Regions from separate parts of the Homo sapiens genome. Here regions 1 and 2 are each linked to region 3. A link is a loop called in an ENCODE intact Hi-C map of the cell type or tissue named here. Cell type or tissue: A673. All regions are shown on one strand. Each heading gives the region's core, and the rest is flanking DNA. Links, peaks and the distances in the headings are about the cores only.

Region 1 (7,128 bases), core at 1,858-4,357, 61 kb after region 3:
GCTTTTGCTTTGTCTTGTCACGTGCAGCCATGGATCCTTTAACTCGGGGCCTGTATCAACACCACCATGCGTCCACAAGAGTATAAAATGGGCAGAAGAGTGCTTGATGGGCACAAGCCCAGAGCTGTCGGCTTCTGCAGAACCCAGAACAGGAAGGGTCACCTCCCTGAGGCACCTGACCTGGAGAACCAACTGCATAATCCCAGGTAGGCCAGGTCAAAGCCAAGGGGAAGGAGAAACTGCTGGAGGACTTCCCCCCACAAAACATGGGCACGTGTTATCTGCTCACCAGGATGCTTCGACCTTGTTCTGATGCCTGGGGACTTCTGGTGAGTTCCCTGGCCATCCATCCTGGTCTGTTCACCTTCTCAGGACTCCAGTTGAGTTGGGCTGCGTGTGACAGACCCCTGTGAGTGCAAATGAACAATGTCACTGAATTGCTGCCTCACTGGCCCCTCAATTCCTTGTTGCTGGCCTCTGCCCACCTGCACTTCAGATACTGTCATCATGGAAGAATCATCCTTAGCACAGAAACTCACACACTGTAAATGCTCCATGTGAAGAGGTGAAGAGGTGGAGAGGGAACCTCCCTCCCAGACCATCATGGATGCTTAACATTCTCTTGAAGCCTGACGAGTTTTCTCCAGAAAGCTGAACTACAATACTCACCATCTGCTACCAACACCAACGAGTTCAACACATGAACTAAGTAATCGAGAAGGACACTTCCGTTTAATTAGGTACTATAGAGCAGTAGCAAGGCCCACACGTTAGTGTCAAATCTGGATGCAAATCCTTGCACTGCCTCCTACCAGCTCTGTGACTTTGGGCGTTTCTTAACCTCTCTGCAGCTTATTTATTAAGAATGCTGTGAAGATGAGATGACGCCCTTCATACAGTGTTTGGCATCGTGCCTGACCCACCAGAAGGGCTCAATGTGTGTCCACAGTTGCTTTTTTTCTTTGAGACTGGGTGTCCCTCTCATACCCAGGATGTAGTGCAATCATAGCTTACTGCAGCCTTGAACTCCCAGGCTCAAGGGATCCTCCTGCCTAAACCTCCCGAGTAGCTGGGACTACAGGCACACGCCACCATGCCTGGCTAATTTTTGTAATTTTTTGTAGAGACGGGGTCTTGCCATATTGCCCAGGCTGGCCTTGAACTCCTGGGCTCAAGTGATCCGCCCACCTTGGCCTCCCAAAGTGTTGGGATTACAGGCGTGAGCCACCATGCCAGGCCTGTTAGGCGTTTCTTAACCTCTCTGCATTTAGTTTCTTAACCACTCTTATTTAGTAAGAGTGCTGTCAGCCTGGAACTATAGCTCACGCCTATAATCCCAGCACTTTGGGAGGCTGAGGCAGGCAGATTACTTGAGGTCAGGAGTTTGAAACCAGCCTGGCCAACATAGTGGAACCCCTTCTCTACTAAAAATATAAAAATTAGCCGGGTGTGGTGGCGTGTGTCTGTAATCCCAGCTACTCAGGAGGCTGAGGCAGGAGAATCGCTTGAACCTGGGAGGTGGAGGTTGCAGTGGGCTGAGATCACGCCACTGCACTCCAGCCTGGGCAACAGAGGAAGACTCCATCTCAAAATAAAATAAAATAAAATAAAATAAAATAAAATAAAATAAAATAAAATAAAATAAAATAAAATTAAAATAAAATAAAAAATAAAATAAAATAAAATAAAATAAAATAAAATAAAATAAAATAAAATAAAATAAAATAGTGCTGTGAAGATGAGCTGGCTCCCTGCACAGAGTGTTCGGCATCATGCCTCACACACTGTGGTGGCTCAATGTATGTTGACAATTGCTTGTTTTTTGCTTTTTTTTTTTTTTTTGAGACAGAGTCCTGCTCTGCCACCCAGGCTGGAGTGCAGTGGTTCGATCTTGGCTCGCTGCAGCCTCCACCTCCCGGGTTTCAGCGATTCTCCTGCCTCAGCCTCCCAAGTAGCTGGGGTTACAGGTGTGCGCCACCATGCCTGGCTAATTTTTGTATTTTTAGTAGGGATGGGGTTCTGCCATGTTGGTCAGGCTGGTCTCGAACTCCTGAGCTCAAGTGATCTGCCCACCTTGGCCTCCCAAAGTGCTGGATTACAAGCCTGAGCCACCGTGCCCGGCCCACGATTACTTTTTTGGGGGAAGCTTCCATTGCAGCACCCCATGGGCACTCCACCATCATGTCTCTCTACTCCTCAATTGAACCTTCTCTCCTTTCCCTCTCTCCTATAAAAATGACCCTTCAGTAGGTCATTTTCTCACTGACATGCTAACTTATGACTTGCAGCATCTGATGATACAACTTTGACCTGCTTTATAATCGTGGGTTTCAGGCAAGGTGGGAGGCCTTCCAAAGTCACCTTGAGAACCACAACTCTTTGGTGCCATCTGCAATCCTCCATATCAGCCCTGCAGATAACAGGGAACTATGGCTGCTGCCTCCCTGGAGTAGGACATTCTTTTAAAAAGATCTGGGAGCACTTTAGGAGGTTGAGGCGGGTGGATCATGAGGTCAGGAGTTTGAGACCAGCCAGACCAATGTGGTAAAACCCCGTCTCTACTAAAAATACAAAAATTAGCCGGGCGGGGTGGTGGGCACCTGTCATCCCAGTTACTTGGGAGACTGAGGCAGAAGAACCGCTTGAACCTAGGAGGTGGAGGTTGCAGTGAGCCGAGATGGTGCCACAGAACTCCAGTCTGGGCGACCTTCCTGCACTCCCGGTGTTCGGGGACCAACAAGGCGTAATAAGGAGCCAGAGACCAAGGCCCAAGTCTCAGCTCTAACTGAGTATTATGGGGGTATTAATGTCCACCTCCCAGGATAGGGAGCACAGAGCAAGGAATACTAAGTATTGAAGCCCTGAAACGCCCACTTCCTGTACCTGAGTCGCTGCTGTCCTCTAGTGGCCACTGGATAAATTGCACAGCACGCCGGCCTGAAAAAGCGGAAGTGAGAGATGCTTTTCCCCACTTCTGAATCTACCAGATGCTGGGGGGTTCTCAACCATGCTCCACTCATGACTTCCTTTTTATAAAATGTATTTTGTGTAATTACAGTAATTTTTGAACATTTTAGGCAGATTTATTGAGGTATTGACATATAATAAACTGCCTAGAGATTACAATTTGATAATATCTGAGCCTTAGTATACAGCTGAAATCATTATCACAATCAAGATAGTGAAGAAAGCCATCCTCCCAAAAAATTTCCTTGTTGCCCCTTGGTGATCCTGCTTCCTGCCCTTTCTACTTCCCTCTCACCCCCAAGCAACTACTGATCTGCTTTCTTTCTCTTCTCTTTTTTCCTTTTTTTTTTTTTTTTTTTTTTTGAGATGGAGTTTCACTCTGTCACCAGGCCGGAGTGCAGTGGTGAGATCTCGGCTCACTGCAACCTCCGCCTCCCAGGTTCAACAGATTCTCCTGCCTCAGCCTCCCGAGTAGCTGGGACTACAGGCACCTGCCACCACGCCCAGCTAATTTGTGTATTTTTAGTACAAATGTTGTATTTGTATTTGTATTTAGTACAAATGTTGGCCAGGCTGGTCTTGAACTCCTCGCCTCAAGTGATCCGCCCACCTCGGCCCCCCAAAGTGCTGGGATTACGGGTGTGAGCCACCACGCCTGGTCCTGATCTGCTTTCTGTCATCATAGGTTAGTTTATATTTTCTAGTGCTTTCTAGACACGGAATCATACAGTGTGTATTTTTTTGGTCAGGTTTCTTTCACTCACCATAATTATTTTGAGATGTATCCATGTTGCTTTGTGTGCCAATAGTTCATTACTTTTTAAATGTTTAATTGTAGTTTTTGTGGGTACATAGTAAGGGTATGTATTTCTGGAATACCTGAGATGTTTTGATACAGGAATGCAATGCATAATAATCACATCATGGAAAGTGGGGTATCCAGCCCCTCAAGCATTTATCCTTTGTGTTACAAACAATCCAATTATACACTCTTAATTATTTTTATTTTTATTTTTTTTTTTTAGTTTTTGAGACAGCGTTTCACTCTTCTTGCCCAGGCTGGAGTGCAATGGCGCTATCTTGGCTCACTGCAACCTCCGCCTCCTGGGTTCAAGCATTTCTCCTGCCTCAGCCTCCCAAGTAGTTGAGATTACAGGCACGTGCCACTAGGCCCAGCTAATTTTGTATTTTTAGTAGAGACAGGGTTTCACCAGATTGGTCAGGCTGGTCTCAAACTCCTGACCTCAGGTGATCCACCTGCCTCGGCCTCCCAAAGTGCTGGGATTACAGGCATGAGCCACCACGCCTGGCCATTAGTTATTTTTAAATATACAATTAAATTATTATTGATTATTGCCAGCCTATTGTGCTCTCTAACACTAGGTCTTATTCATTCTTTTTTTTTTGTACCCATTAACCATCCCCACCTCCCCACATTACTTTTTATTGCTGAGTTCTGTTCCATTGTATGAATGTACCACAATTTGTTATTCATTCAGAATGATAGTAATTTTAAAAATCAATATAATGCCCTAACTAGAACATACAACAGAAACTAACTCAAAGACGAGTTCTGTATAAAAGCTCAAGGAAGCTGGGTGTGATGGTTCACAACTGTAATCCTAGCACCAAGGCAAGTGGATCACTTGAGGCCAGGAGCTCGAGACCAGCCTGGGCAACAGAGCCCCCCGACCCCCCCAACTTCTACAAATATTTTTAAAAATTAGCCAGGCTTGGTGGTCCAGGTCTGTAGTCCCAGCTACTCAGGAGGCTGAGGCAGGTAGATCACTTAAGGCCGGAAGGAAATTTGAGGCTTCAGTGAGTCGTGATGGTGCCACTGCACTCCAGCCTGGACAATAGAGACTCAAAAAAAAAAAAAAAAAAAAAAGCTCAGCCATGACCACCCTGACCCTGACCACTCTGGAACATACAATGATACAGTCGGGCACTTATATACTATACATGTACTAGCTGCGAGTACAGCCAGGCAGAGGTGGGGCAGATGAGCACATCAACTACTAGCACCACTGTCCTGGACATCACACAACAGGGGGGCAGGGCTGGGCTTTGAGCCCAGGTTTGTTTGGCTCTGAAGCCCAGTGGCTGGCCACTCCATGCAGGAGGGTACAGTGCTCTGTCGCCCAATGCATGGGGACTGGTGTTGAGCAGAGAAGATGGACATGGGCAGATTTTAGCTGGATGGAAGGATGCGTTTCTCACAGGGCTGACCATTGGGGTAGCATGTTCTTTTTTTAATTACGTGGATGGCGTGTTTGGGCTGGCTCACCCTGGGATTTCTCCCATCCAGCCATGACCCAGACTCATTCACTAAGGTCTATATTTGCCTTTTTTTTTTATTATACTTTAAGTTCTAGGGTACACGTGCACAATGTGCAGGTTTGTTACATATGTATATATGTGCCATGTTGGTGTGCTGCACCTATTAACTTGTCATTTACATTAGGTATACTGCCTAATGCTTTCCCTTCCCCCTTCCTCCACCCCACAACAGGCCCCGGTGTGTGATATTCCCCTTCCTGTGTCCATGTGTTCTCGTTGTTCAATTCCCACCTATGAGTGAGAACATGCAGTGTTTGGTTTTTTGTTCTTACGATAGTTTGCTGAGAATGATGGTTTCCAGCTTCATCCATGTCCCTACAAAGGACATGAACTTATCCTTTTTTATGGCTGCATAGTATTCCATGGCGTATATGTGCCACATTTTCTTAATCCAGTCTATCATTGATAGGCATTTGGGTTGGTTCCAAGTCTTTGCTATTGTGAATAGTGCCACAATAAACATACATGTGCATGCGCCTTTATAGCAGCATGATTTATAATCCTTTGGGTATATACCCAGTAATGGGATGGCTGTGTCAAATGGTATTTCTAGTTCTAGATCCTTAAGGAATCGCCACAGTGTCTTCCACAATGGTTGAACTAGTTTACCTTTTTAAAGGTATGTTTGTATTTCACTCACTTTGCATTTCACGGTAACCCAATCCAGGGGCTTTTCCCTGGCACTTCCCACAGCACAGACATATGCTCCTTCCTTGCCTGCTGCCCTCAGGGGCCAGCAGCAGGGGTGGCACTGCACAGTCCCACTGGGGGCCTCCCTCAGGGCAGAATATAATTTTATGGAAGAAAGTGTCTAGCAATGCTTTCTTGAGACAGGGTCTTGCTCTGTCACCCAGGCTGGGGAGTGCAGTGGTGCAATCATAGGTCACTGCAGCCTTGACCTCCTGTGCTCAAGTGATCCTCCCACCTCAGCCTTCCAGGTAGCTGGAACTATAGGCACACACCACTATGCCCCGCTAATTTACTTTATTTTTTGTAGAGACAGCGTCTCACTATGTTGCCCAGGCTGGTCTTGAACTCTTGTGCTCAAGGAATCCTCTCGCCTCAACCTCCCAAAGTGTTGGGATTATAGGCGTGAGCCACTGCACCTGGCCCATAGCAATGCTTTTGAGACAACAAGATTTTAAAACCTGCTACTGTAAGACAATCAGTCATATTTACCTTCTGGGGTAATTTACCTACTGTGTTATTACTGAAGGAGTCTCTTGGTTGGTGGTAACCCCTTAGCTTCAGAGTGGCCTGTCCTTGCAAGGAAACTTTGAAGAATTTAGTCCAATATTAGTGTTACAGAGAAGGACCCAAGGTCCATAGGAAGTGGAATGTAATACACAAGTTCTCCAGTCACTTCCTAACTCTGTTTTTAACATCTCACCCCAACAGTTTCCCCTGGATCCAAGTAAATGTGTAAGTCACGCTTTTATTCTTAAGCTTTGCTTCTTCCTGTTTTCCTTGGAAATGTTTTCCTCTGCTCCTTATAACTTTTTGTGTTGAATGCTCAGTTCATTTATTTTGTTTTATTTATTGGATTTTTGGTTTTGGTTTTTAGTCCCCTTTCCCCTCCTCTGTTGCTCACAGTGCAGACAACTTTGTGCAGTGGAAACAGTGCAGTCTTTGAGGCCCGAAAGTCTTTTGTTTTGATTCTTGGTTCAGCTTCCCGTGAGCAACTGTTAAGTCTGTTTTTTCGTATGTAAAAGGAAGGCAGTGATAGCCCTCTGCAGTGTTTTTTGAGGGTTAAATGGGATCGTGGTATGTAAGGAACATTGCGCAGTGCCTGATACATGGCAGATGCTCATCGGATTCCTG
Region 2 (2,500 bases), core at 1-2,500, 98 kb before region 3:
CATCCCTCCAGGTCCTCTCCCACCACTTGCCTTCTCACACCGCCCCTTCCCACTCTATGCTCTGGGATTAAAGGCTTGGGAAGTTGCTGGTATTTAGGTCCTTGGGCAGGCCACTTCGCCTCTCTGTGCCTCAGTTTCTTCAGGCGCAAACTGGGTTGTGTGAGGAAGAGATGAGTTATTGGTCAGGAGAGCCTTCCAGCCACAGGTGAGGTAGATATGCCGCTGCTGCACACCCCAATATCATTCCTAGGGCAGGGGCTGCTGCTCTACAACCTCAGGGTTACAGTTAGCTTTAAATCTTTATTTATTTGGTTGTTTTTTCAGACAGGGTCTCCCTCTGTCGCCCAGGCTGGAGTGCAGTGGCGCGATCACGGCTCACTGCAGCCTCAAACTCCTGGGTTCAAACCATCCTCCTGCCTCAGCCTCCCGAGTAGCTCGAACCACAGGTGCATACCACCATGCCCAGCTATTAATTTTTTTTGTAGAGATGGGATCTTGCTTTGGTGCCCAGAGCTGGTCTCGAACTCCTGGGCTCAAGTGATCCTCCCATCTCAGTCTCCCAAAGTGCTGGGATTACAGGCATGAGCCACCGTACCCTGCTTTAAACTTTTATTCAAAGTCCTTTTGTGCAAAGATAGAAATAATTCCTGGATCCTACAGAGTGCCTGGCATGATGAGTGATGCTCAAAACGTAGCTGTGGAATGATTAGTTTTTTGAAACCATCCAGACAGAAGCTATGAGAAAATCAGACAGTGCACCTCTTCTGAATCACACTGGAAGATGTCCACATTCATCTTCACATTTCTCACCACTGTTCTGTGAGGAAGGTGGACAGGGAGTGTTGTATCCATTTTATGGATGAAGAAACCGAGGTCGCAGAGGAAGCCAGAGACAAGATTTTAAGTTAGGACCCAGGGTTCTCTCCATGCAACCTCAGGTAAATTATCCTGTTGTTGCTAGTGACTCCTATTGGAGACATGTGGTATTGCAACCAGGCCACATTAGACACTGAAGGCACCTCATGAGGAAGAAGGTGGGCACATCCTGGGTGCCAAGCCCAGAGAGGGAGAAACTAGGGTAGATATTAATATCGGAGCTGGGGGAATGAAAATGATATTTCAGAATCAACAACAGATTGGAAAGGCTTAACTAGTTTAAAACACATTCCCTATTCTTAAGTCCCCAACACTTTTTCAACCTCCTCTCACTCCAAAGTAGAACTTAATGTAGCAAAGGTATGCTTTGTAGGGTGAACCCTTATAATTATAATGACAACCAGTGGGAAAACTTGGTTTCCTTTCAAACGTTTGTGTGACTAATTAGGAGGGACTATTCCATTCGTTAAAGTGAAGAAAGAAGGACTGAAAAAAAAAATCACTCTGCAAAATCCAGCTCAAACATTGCTGCATCTCAGTTGCCATTGTCTTAGCTACCTCTTCCCTGGAACAATGAATTGATTGTCTTCTTTCCTGGGTTCCTGCCTCATTTGGTACTTTCTTCTCTTTACTGCTGCACAGTCGTTAAATATGTGTCTTTGGTGCCAGCTCCCTGGGTTCTAATCCCGGTTCTAAGCTTACTAGCTGGCCAGTTACTTGACTTCTCTGTGCCCATTTCCTCATTTGTAAAATGCTGTGAGCATTAAATGGGTTAACAGTTTTATAGGACTTAGAACAATACCTGGTGTAATGTAAGTGCTCAATAACTAGTTTACACTTATATAGATATGTCAGAATGCTCTCTGTATTTATTTATGTGTCTTTCCCAACAAACTGTGTGCTCCTCAAGGACAAGAACTGACTTCATCATCTCCTATTCCAGGGTTTAGCACCAGATGCTTATTCAAAGTATGTTAAACTGAATATTATGTATTCATACTTTATTATTATTTTTTCTAAGACAAGGTTCTTGCTCTGTTGCAGTTCTTGCTCTGGAGTGCAGTGGTGGCATCATGGCTCATTGCAGTTGCAACTTCCCATGCTCAAGAAATCCTCCCATCTCAGCCTCCAGGGTAGCTGGGACTACAGGCATGTGCCACAATGCCTGGCTAATTTTTTTTTTCTTTTTTGTATTAGCAGGGTCTCACTGTGTTGCTGAGGCTGGTCTTGAACTCCTGGCCTCAAGCAATCCTCCTGCCTCAGTCTCCCAGAATGCTAGGATTATAGGCATGAGCCACTGTATCCAGCCTATACTTTATATAAAGTAGAAAATATGCAGTGAGGTGGAGTTAGCCACCTTTTTTTTTTTTTTTTTTTTGATAAGTTAAGCCTCAGCTTACTGCTTCCCAGAGATAAACCAAGGTTCGAGTCTCTCCTTTGTTTAAAGAAAAACATCTGGCTGGGCCACTGCAGTCCTACCATGAGTTCAGGAAAACGTGCTATGGTCCAACTGTCTACCAGTCAGGACACAGTTAATGAGCACTTCCTGTAAACTTATTTGTACCTGCAGTTCTGATAATATGACCTGGAGGAAATGGTGTGGTGGTGGCCGATTTCTAAAACT
Region 3 (7,128 bases), core at 2,832-5,331:
CTCTGGCTGAGGCTTCTTAATTGCTTTCTGGGCAGAATGTAGATTTTGGATTCCTGTCCATGATGCCTAATGTTGATCTCACTTTCCTTGTTTCTCTCAGTTGCTCATTAATGTGTATTTATTAAAAAAAAAAAAAAAGGATATGGGGCATGAGGTTAGATGCCATGCATATAAGTTGCAGTGGGTGATATGTGCTGAGTGACTTGGGGTCTGCCCCGGCATTCACTTATACTTGTTTCTTACTAAGAAATTGAATGTGCTTTAAGCTGAAAATTAGAAAGCAGTAGGGAAGGACAGGCTGGATGGTTTGGGTTGTTGGTTTAGGAATAAAATGCCCTTTTGTTTTGGTGGTGGGTGATGCCATCTATAGAAGGGTTTTAGGTCATTGTGTTGGTGTCTTTCCGTCTTTCCCACTTGAGACCCTCTTGTAAATATGGACTTGACCCACCCATTGTACTCAGAAGAAACCTCAAAGATTGTACTCTACAAAGTAAATAGGTTGGTATCAATGATTATTGGAACTAGAGAGCCGAGGACAAGTTTTTTGATGTTGCCTTCTTTTTATAGTATAAAATATTCTAATTTTAAGTATTTTTGTTGAGATATAATTTACAGACAGTAAGGTATACAGATCATATTTTTACAATTCAGTGAATTTGGGCAATTGTATCAGCCTTTGTAACTCACACTCCCATCAAGGCCCGGACCATTTCACCTCTGAAAGATCCCTCGTACCCCTTCCCAGTCAGTTGACCCCTCTGCCCCAGGCAGCCACTGTTGTGATTTATTTCACCATAGATGAGGTTTTCTTGTTATTGAACTTCATATAAAGGTATTCATGCTACTCTTTTCTATGTGGCTTCTTCCTCCCAGTATGTTTCCAAGGTTCATTCATATTGTTACCTATTTAATTCCATGTTGGTAGTCAGGTACTTTTTATTGCAAAGCAGTATTCCATTGGTACAGGTTTACCATAGTTTGTTCATTCATCTTGTGATTAGTGACACCATTGTTTTCAGTATGTATTTATTTATGTATTTTTTGAGACAGGGCCTCCTTCTGCCACCCAGGCTGGAGTGCAGTGGTGTGATCTTGGCTTACTGCAGCCTCGAACTCCTGGGCTCAAGTGGTTCTGTCACCTTAGCCTCGCAAGTAGCTAGAACCACAGGTGCACACCACCACACCTGGCTAATTTTTTTTTGTAGAGAAGGGGTCTTCACTACGTGCCCAGGCTGATCTCGAAATCCTGGCCTCAAGTAATCCTCCCACCCACCCCTCCCAGAGTGCTGGGATTACAGGGATGAGTCCCTGCGCCTGGCCTGTTTGCAGTTTTTAGATATTCTCCTGTGTTTTTTTCTAGAAGCTTTAATTGTGGCTTTAGCTTTTATGTTTAATTCTATGAACCATCTCAAATTAATTTTTATGTATAATGTGAATTGAGGTTCAATTTTTACACACATATCTGTAAGAGAGATACATATATATAAAATACATACCTGTGATATTATATAGTCAGTCGTTCCAGCACCATTTGTGGAAAAGACTTTTCTTTCCACTTAGCGTTGCTCTGGTACCTTGATCAAAAATCAGTCGACGACATGAGAGTGGCTCTATTTCTGGCTGATATTGCTTTCTGTGTATTCTGGGCATGACCAAGAGAATGTCTGTTGGCAAAGCTCCATCTCCTGATGCCATTCACCCACTCTTGGTAAAGCGACTTGATGTTTGTTTTTTTTTCTGTTCTCTTCTGCCCCAGGGGACTCAGAAGAAGATCCTTGACATTGCCAACATGCTGGGCTTGTCCAACACAGTGATGCGGCTCATCGAGAAGCGGGCTTTCCAGGACAAGTACTTTATGATAGGTGGGATGCTGCTGACCTGTGTGGTCATGTTCCTCGTGGTGCAGTACCTGACATGAGCCAGCCACGCTCAGTGGCTGAACAGCATTCCCACAGCCTGCAAGTGTGTGTGTGTGTGAAAGAGAGAGGGGGGCCCAGAGGCCGCCTTTTGAAATGTTTGCCTGTCTGAACTGTGAAGACACTTGGGAGTGATTGTGGTCTAATTTCCAACCTGCTCTGTTTTCTGTGACATCTTGGAGGGGGAGCTAGTGCCACCACCATGCGCGGTGCTTAGGAAATGAAAGAAGTCCCGGGTCTGTCTCTCTCACTCTCGCTCTCACTGGGGGAGGGAAAGAATGGCTTTGGTGGCTTTGTTCACATAGCTGATGCGTGCCCTGGGAAGGTGTCCACAGTGAGCCCTGTGTGCAGGACTGTCCACACGGTTCACACCTTGTCACCATCAGGCCTTTCTGGCTCCTGATAGGGTGGAGCAAAAGTGGAAAGGAAAGGAAAGAGGCCTTTTCTCACAGCCATTATATTAAATAGTAGGTCGATTCACATCCTCGTGCTCCTGGCCACCCTCCCCTGTGCCTCAGTGACATGTAGATGACTGACTGCCAATACTTGTCACCATTCCCTGGAAGCAGCTACCTAGGGGAAACAAGATGTAGTGCTATTGCCGATAACAAGTAAGATTTTCCACACTACAGCTGGGTGTTTCTCTTTTCTAAAGTGAGGCCAGTGTTATTTCCCGGGAGTGTTCAGTCTTGACCCTAGTCACTGATTTTTTCTAGTTGTTAATAGAGTGGTTGGCTTTTAAGGTTCAGAGACTGTGGCTTGGCACCTGCGCCCAGGCTTTGTGGGCCTTTGCCCCTTAGAAAGTAGCTGTAGGCAAAGATTTGTGATTTTCCAATTACAGTCTCAGCTCTAGTTTTAGTATCTCTAATTCTTTGGTTCCCTTCTCTTCCCTGAAATATATTAGCACCTGCCAGCCAGGCCCTCATTTTGCCCAGCCAGTGTGGGCAGATCCCACCGTGGAGACATCTGTAGTGTGTATGTCCTTGTAACACTCTGTTTTCAGGGACTACAACCTTTTTCCTTCTGTGACCAGCCCCGGATTCAGGCTGTACTAATACCAGGTATATTGTGGAATTTAGTATAAAGGCCAATCTGTCCTGAAGTCCATCTAATGTGGTGAATCACTGAAAGTCTCAGAAAGACCTGGTTAGTGTATGTTCTCATTTACCACAGGCCTACCAGCCCTGGGCACAGCAGCTTCATGGCAAGACATAAAATGACACTCAAAATCCTTCAGATCTGGAAACCGGCTCAGTATTAACCCTACCTTTGGTTGTCCTGCCCTACCTGCTCTGTTAGTTTCTTGTTGCTTGAACTGTCTTCTGTCTTATTTCCCTTCCTTTCTGTGTTCCTCTTCACCTCTCTTGTTCCCCTCCCCGCTGCTCTGTAGTCATGTTGGTCCTTTCAGGCACCTCTGTGGCATAGCTCCCCTTTGGTAAGTTTTCTTAATTGTCATAGATTAACTGAGTTTCCTGGATGCTAATTTCACACTTTCGGTTGGAGGAGATCTCCATTGTTCCTACCCCTCCGGGCCAAATGGGCCCCAGGTTTCCAAGGAAGGAGCAATCTGTGACTCCTAAAATGGGTTGGGGCCCTGCCAGAGTTAAAGCAGTGACTGGAGGGTGGACTGGGGGGTTGCAGCATCTTTAGACCTAGATCTGTCTAACTCTGGGGAGGCACATTGACATTTCCATTACACACAGCACTGCTGCGGTGCCAGGGACCTAGCGCAGGACTTTTGGTAATCCATAAAATGGATTCTGAGACTGCGACGGCAAGGCTGTCCTGTCCCCCAGGCACCCAAGGATCCTGCCAGACAGCACACTTTGGAGGAAGGTCTGCAGGGAGCAGCTGAGCCATTTGTTCTTGAACTCTGGGAGGCAGAAGTCCCCGCACCCATCATGCGTGGACTGATAGGACATCTTTTCGTGGTGTGCACCAGTGCTTTCCACACTTGACAGTGGTTGGCTTTGATGAACCCTCATGCTGCACCTTCAGAGCCAGTCCTCTAGTTTGGAATAAAAATTGCAGAGGTGGTTTTTGGGTCTTTACCACCTGCGGCTGGTGGACAGCAGCCAGTGTGTCTGGACACCCAGGGGCATTGAGACTGCATGTTGTCACATGACCACTTCTCTTCACACATCTGCTTTCAGTGCCTGGTGAAAAATAGACCTTGGCCTAACAGTGTGACTCTCTCCACCGCCTCAGTGTAGGGAAGGGTCCAGGCCAGGGAAGGAGCACCCTCTAGTGGAGGCGGGGGTGAATTCTTAGGTCGAGCTGATGCAAGAAACTCCGGTAGCCAGCCTCTGTGACCTTGTACATGAGTTTGGTGTGCCTATTGTGATTTAAAACAGGTGGGTTATCAAGAGGAACTTGAGATCTCTTTATTACATGGACATTTACTTCAGGGGGACCACTGTAAGAAAAGCCAAACTCCAAGACCAAGTAAGTTAGAGGAGTCTTGATTTTTTAGACTTCACTGCGGAGTTCTGTACACCCTTTGCCCTGATGAATTTGAATGGGTTTGATTTGCAAATTTGGATTTACACCCATTGTTTTGGAAGCACATCAGCTGAATAAAGTTGAGGTTTATTTTATTTAGAAAATCACATTTTGTAAAAGAATTCGATATTCATTTTTATAACTAATGGCCCCCTTTTTTTATGTTTCTAGGCCAGAGATTCTCAAACACTGCTCCATGGCCAGGGGCTGGGCTGGCTGCTTCAGAAGCAGTGGGGAAGCTTTTTAAAATTACATATTCCTGGGGCCTACCCCAGATCTGAATTAGAACCTTTTTTAAATCTCTAAGGTGATTTTATTTTATTTTTTATTTTTGAGACAGTCTCGCTCTGTCACCCAGGCTGGAGTGCAGTGGCGCAATCTTGGCTCACTGCATCCTCTGCCTCCTGGGTTCAGGTGATCCTCATACCTCAGCCTCCTGAGTAGCTGGAACTACAAGTGTGTGCCACCATGTCTGGCTAATTTTTTTTTTTTTTTTGTATTTTTTAGTAGAGACAGGGTTTTACTATGTTGACCAGATTGGTCTTAAACTCCTGGCCTCAAGTGATCTGCCTGCTTCGGCCTCCCAAAGTTCTAGGGTTACAGGTGTTAGCCACTGTACCTGGCCTCTAAGGTGATTCTGATGTGTGTATTTTGGAACCACTGTCTCCTAGACAGAAAGCTTCTGTCTCAAAGATGATCACATTGGTGTAAAGAGCAAAACTTGTTAAGTCCAAAATAAATTCTTACTGTTTATATCCTACCTTAGTCCAAAAAAGATTTGAGGAGACTTTGAGGAAATAACTGAAACAGATACAAAGAAGTGAGGCACAAGAACAAATCAAGTCAGTGTAGAATGTCGACATCAGGACAAGGAACTCAAACGTTGTAACACCCTAAGAAATGTTTGGGGAACCCTAATTTGACTTTCAGCTCCAGTAGCCAAAGCAAAGAAAGAAACGTCATCTGTTACTGTCTCAACCGGGGGGTGACATTTTCTCAAGGGAAAGCCTAGGCCCTTCATAAACAGCTTGCCTGTAGGCCTCACGGAGGTCAGACAGGGATTTTCCTGGCTCCATCCCTGCCAATCTGAAACCCTCTCACTTATGTTCTCCATCATTTATCCTCATTATGCAGACAAGGGGCTGAGCTGTGGTGACTGTGAAGGCCTCACAGGAGTCCGAGAGGAGCTGGCCCCTCATCCAGCTTGGAACCATGGGCCCACTTAATCTCCCACACTTCTCGTGGGGTGCTCTGCTGGGGTCTGGGGGGATTGAGAGGTGTGCAGGGGACTGAGATGGTGCAGCCTGCTGGCATGGACTATAGAGCTATAAGGTGTTTGCTGCAGACCCTTCAGATAGTATAGGGCAAGTTCCCTGTTGGGAAATAATTTCCTAACTGGAAGGGGAGGGAATCTGAAGTGAAAGCTGTCCTCAGGCCTTGCCCCTAGGGGGCGGCATAGCCCTATCTGTGGCTAGTGGGCCCTGAACACACTGCCTTAGGCCTGCTGTACTTAGAAGCTGAGAAAGGAAAGTGTCATTCCTTCCCCATTTTCTGTGTCCTTTTCATTTCATATGGAAGGCACATGGGAGAGGAGTGTTCAGGGGTGCTGGGCCCCCAAGTGCTGTTGGTAAGTTCCCCACCATGGAGCCTCTGTGAGCCATCCCTCCCCGCCTCATCCCCATGTCCCTCTAGTACAGGGTTCCCAACCTTGGCTCTGCATTGGAATTCCCTCGGGAGCTTTAAAAACCCATGTGTGGGTCTTCCATTCACCCTCTTATTAATTGGCCTGGAGTGCAGCCGGGGCATTGGGAGTTGCCCAAGGCGATTGTAATGCCCAGGGGTAGGGAGCCGATGGCTCTAATACAAGAACATCAACCCAAGGCTAGCCCGTCCCCCATGCACTTCCCCTGGCCGCACCGTGGGAACCACTTGCAGAGACCAACTAGGGGCAGGGATGGAAGCCTGATTCTCCCTCTGGATCAGAAGGAGCCAGATCCCTTGTGGCCATTGGGTGCCCCTCATTAACTGACACCTCTCTGCTGAGTAAAGCACCTTGATGTGACAGGCCAGCTCTTCGCTGCCCCTGCAGTGCAGCCCCCAGCCCTCCCCACCACCCCTGCCTGGTGTTCCGTCCTCCCTGGACTGCTTGGTCTTCTCAGAACATGCCACACACTCAGTACAGCTGCACCTTTGCACAAGATGTTTCCTCTCAGATGTGCCACAAACACCCCCACAATCCCATGAAACCTCCAAGAAGCCTGCCCCTCCCCTCCAAACAACCTCATACTGCACGCTTCCTGCGGAATGGGAGTTGCTCCTCACCGCAGGGGCCTTTGTGCATCCCGGGCACGTAGTAGGCGCAGGCGCCATCGGGTAAGCGGCTGCAGGAGAGCACTTGAGCCCATCCCCCATGCAGGGCCAGCAAAGCTGTTGCAGCCAGGCCAGGAGGAAGCCAGAAGGTTCAAGGCCACTGATGCTACGAGCCATGTGCTCACAGGGCCTCAACAACAGCAATGACTGCAGTAAAAGAGGAGAGGCATGGGGCCCCGTGAGGGAAACTGTCACTCAGGACTGGGGAGAGAGAAGTAGAGTGACCAACTTGTCTGGGTTTTAAAGCTGAAAGTCCTGAATCCTGGCGATCCCTCGGTCTGATGGTCACCCTAGATAAGCTAAAGGCTAGGACAGGCGTGACTAATGCAGGGTATCTAGG

Evidence for each region. Peaks named below come from ENCODE experiments on the same cell type or tissue, not always from the same donor. Only the 100,000 strongest peaks of a DNase experiment are listed, where the experiment ranks them.
Region 1: a loop joins it to region 3, with 12 times the contacts of the local background. A loop is called at or near these places in 77 of 110 quality-filtered maps.
Region 2: a loop joins it to region 3, with 8 times the contacts of the local background. A loop is called at or near these places in 64 of 110 quality-filtered maps.

What each region holds. Positions count from the first base shown.
Region 1 is chr17:46,998,411-47,005,538 of GRCh38, forward strand. LOC101927060 (a long non-coding RNA gene) reads right to left here. Exons shown (of 9, transcript XR_243711.6): 7 at 290-407. It also overlaps a transcript of LRRC37A2 not described here. Among named protein-coding and RNA genes, the nearest start is that of RPRML, 23 kb to the left of the region's middle. RefSeq lists a silencer at 6,793-7,087. In A673, for the core only: a CTCF peak has its summit at 2,916 (motif pointing left); a DNase peak (open chromatin) is centred at 2,901.
Region 2 is chr17:46,842,072-46,844,571 of GRCh38, forward strand. It overlaps a transcript of LRRC37A2 not described here and a transcript of WNT9B not described here. Among named protein-coding and RNA genes, the nearest start is that of WNT9B, 8.3 kb to the right of the region's middle. In A673, for the core only: CTCF peaks have their summits at 84 and 987; no DNase peak of the experiment used is centred there.
Region 3 is chr17:46,936,843-46,943,970 of GRCh38, forward strand. GOSR2 (golgi SNAP receptor complex member 2) reads left to right here. Exons shown (of 6, transcript NM_004287.5): 6 at 1,757-5,178. The coding sequence ends at 1,918. It also overlaps a transcript of LRRC37A2 not described here. Among named protein-coding and RNA genes, the nearest start is that of GOSR2, 17 kb to the left of the region's middle. RefSeq lists an enhancer at 6,014-6,950. In A673, for the core only: a CTCF peak has its summit at 4,176 (motif pointing left); a DNase peak (open chromatin) is centred at 4,149; H3K27ac peaks cover 588 bases.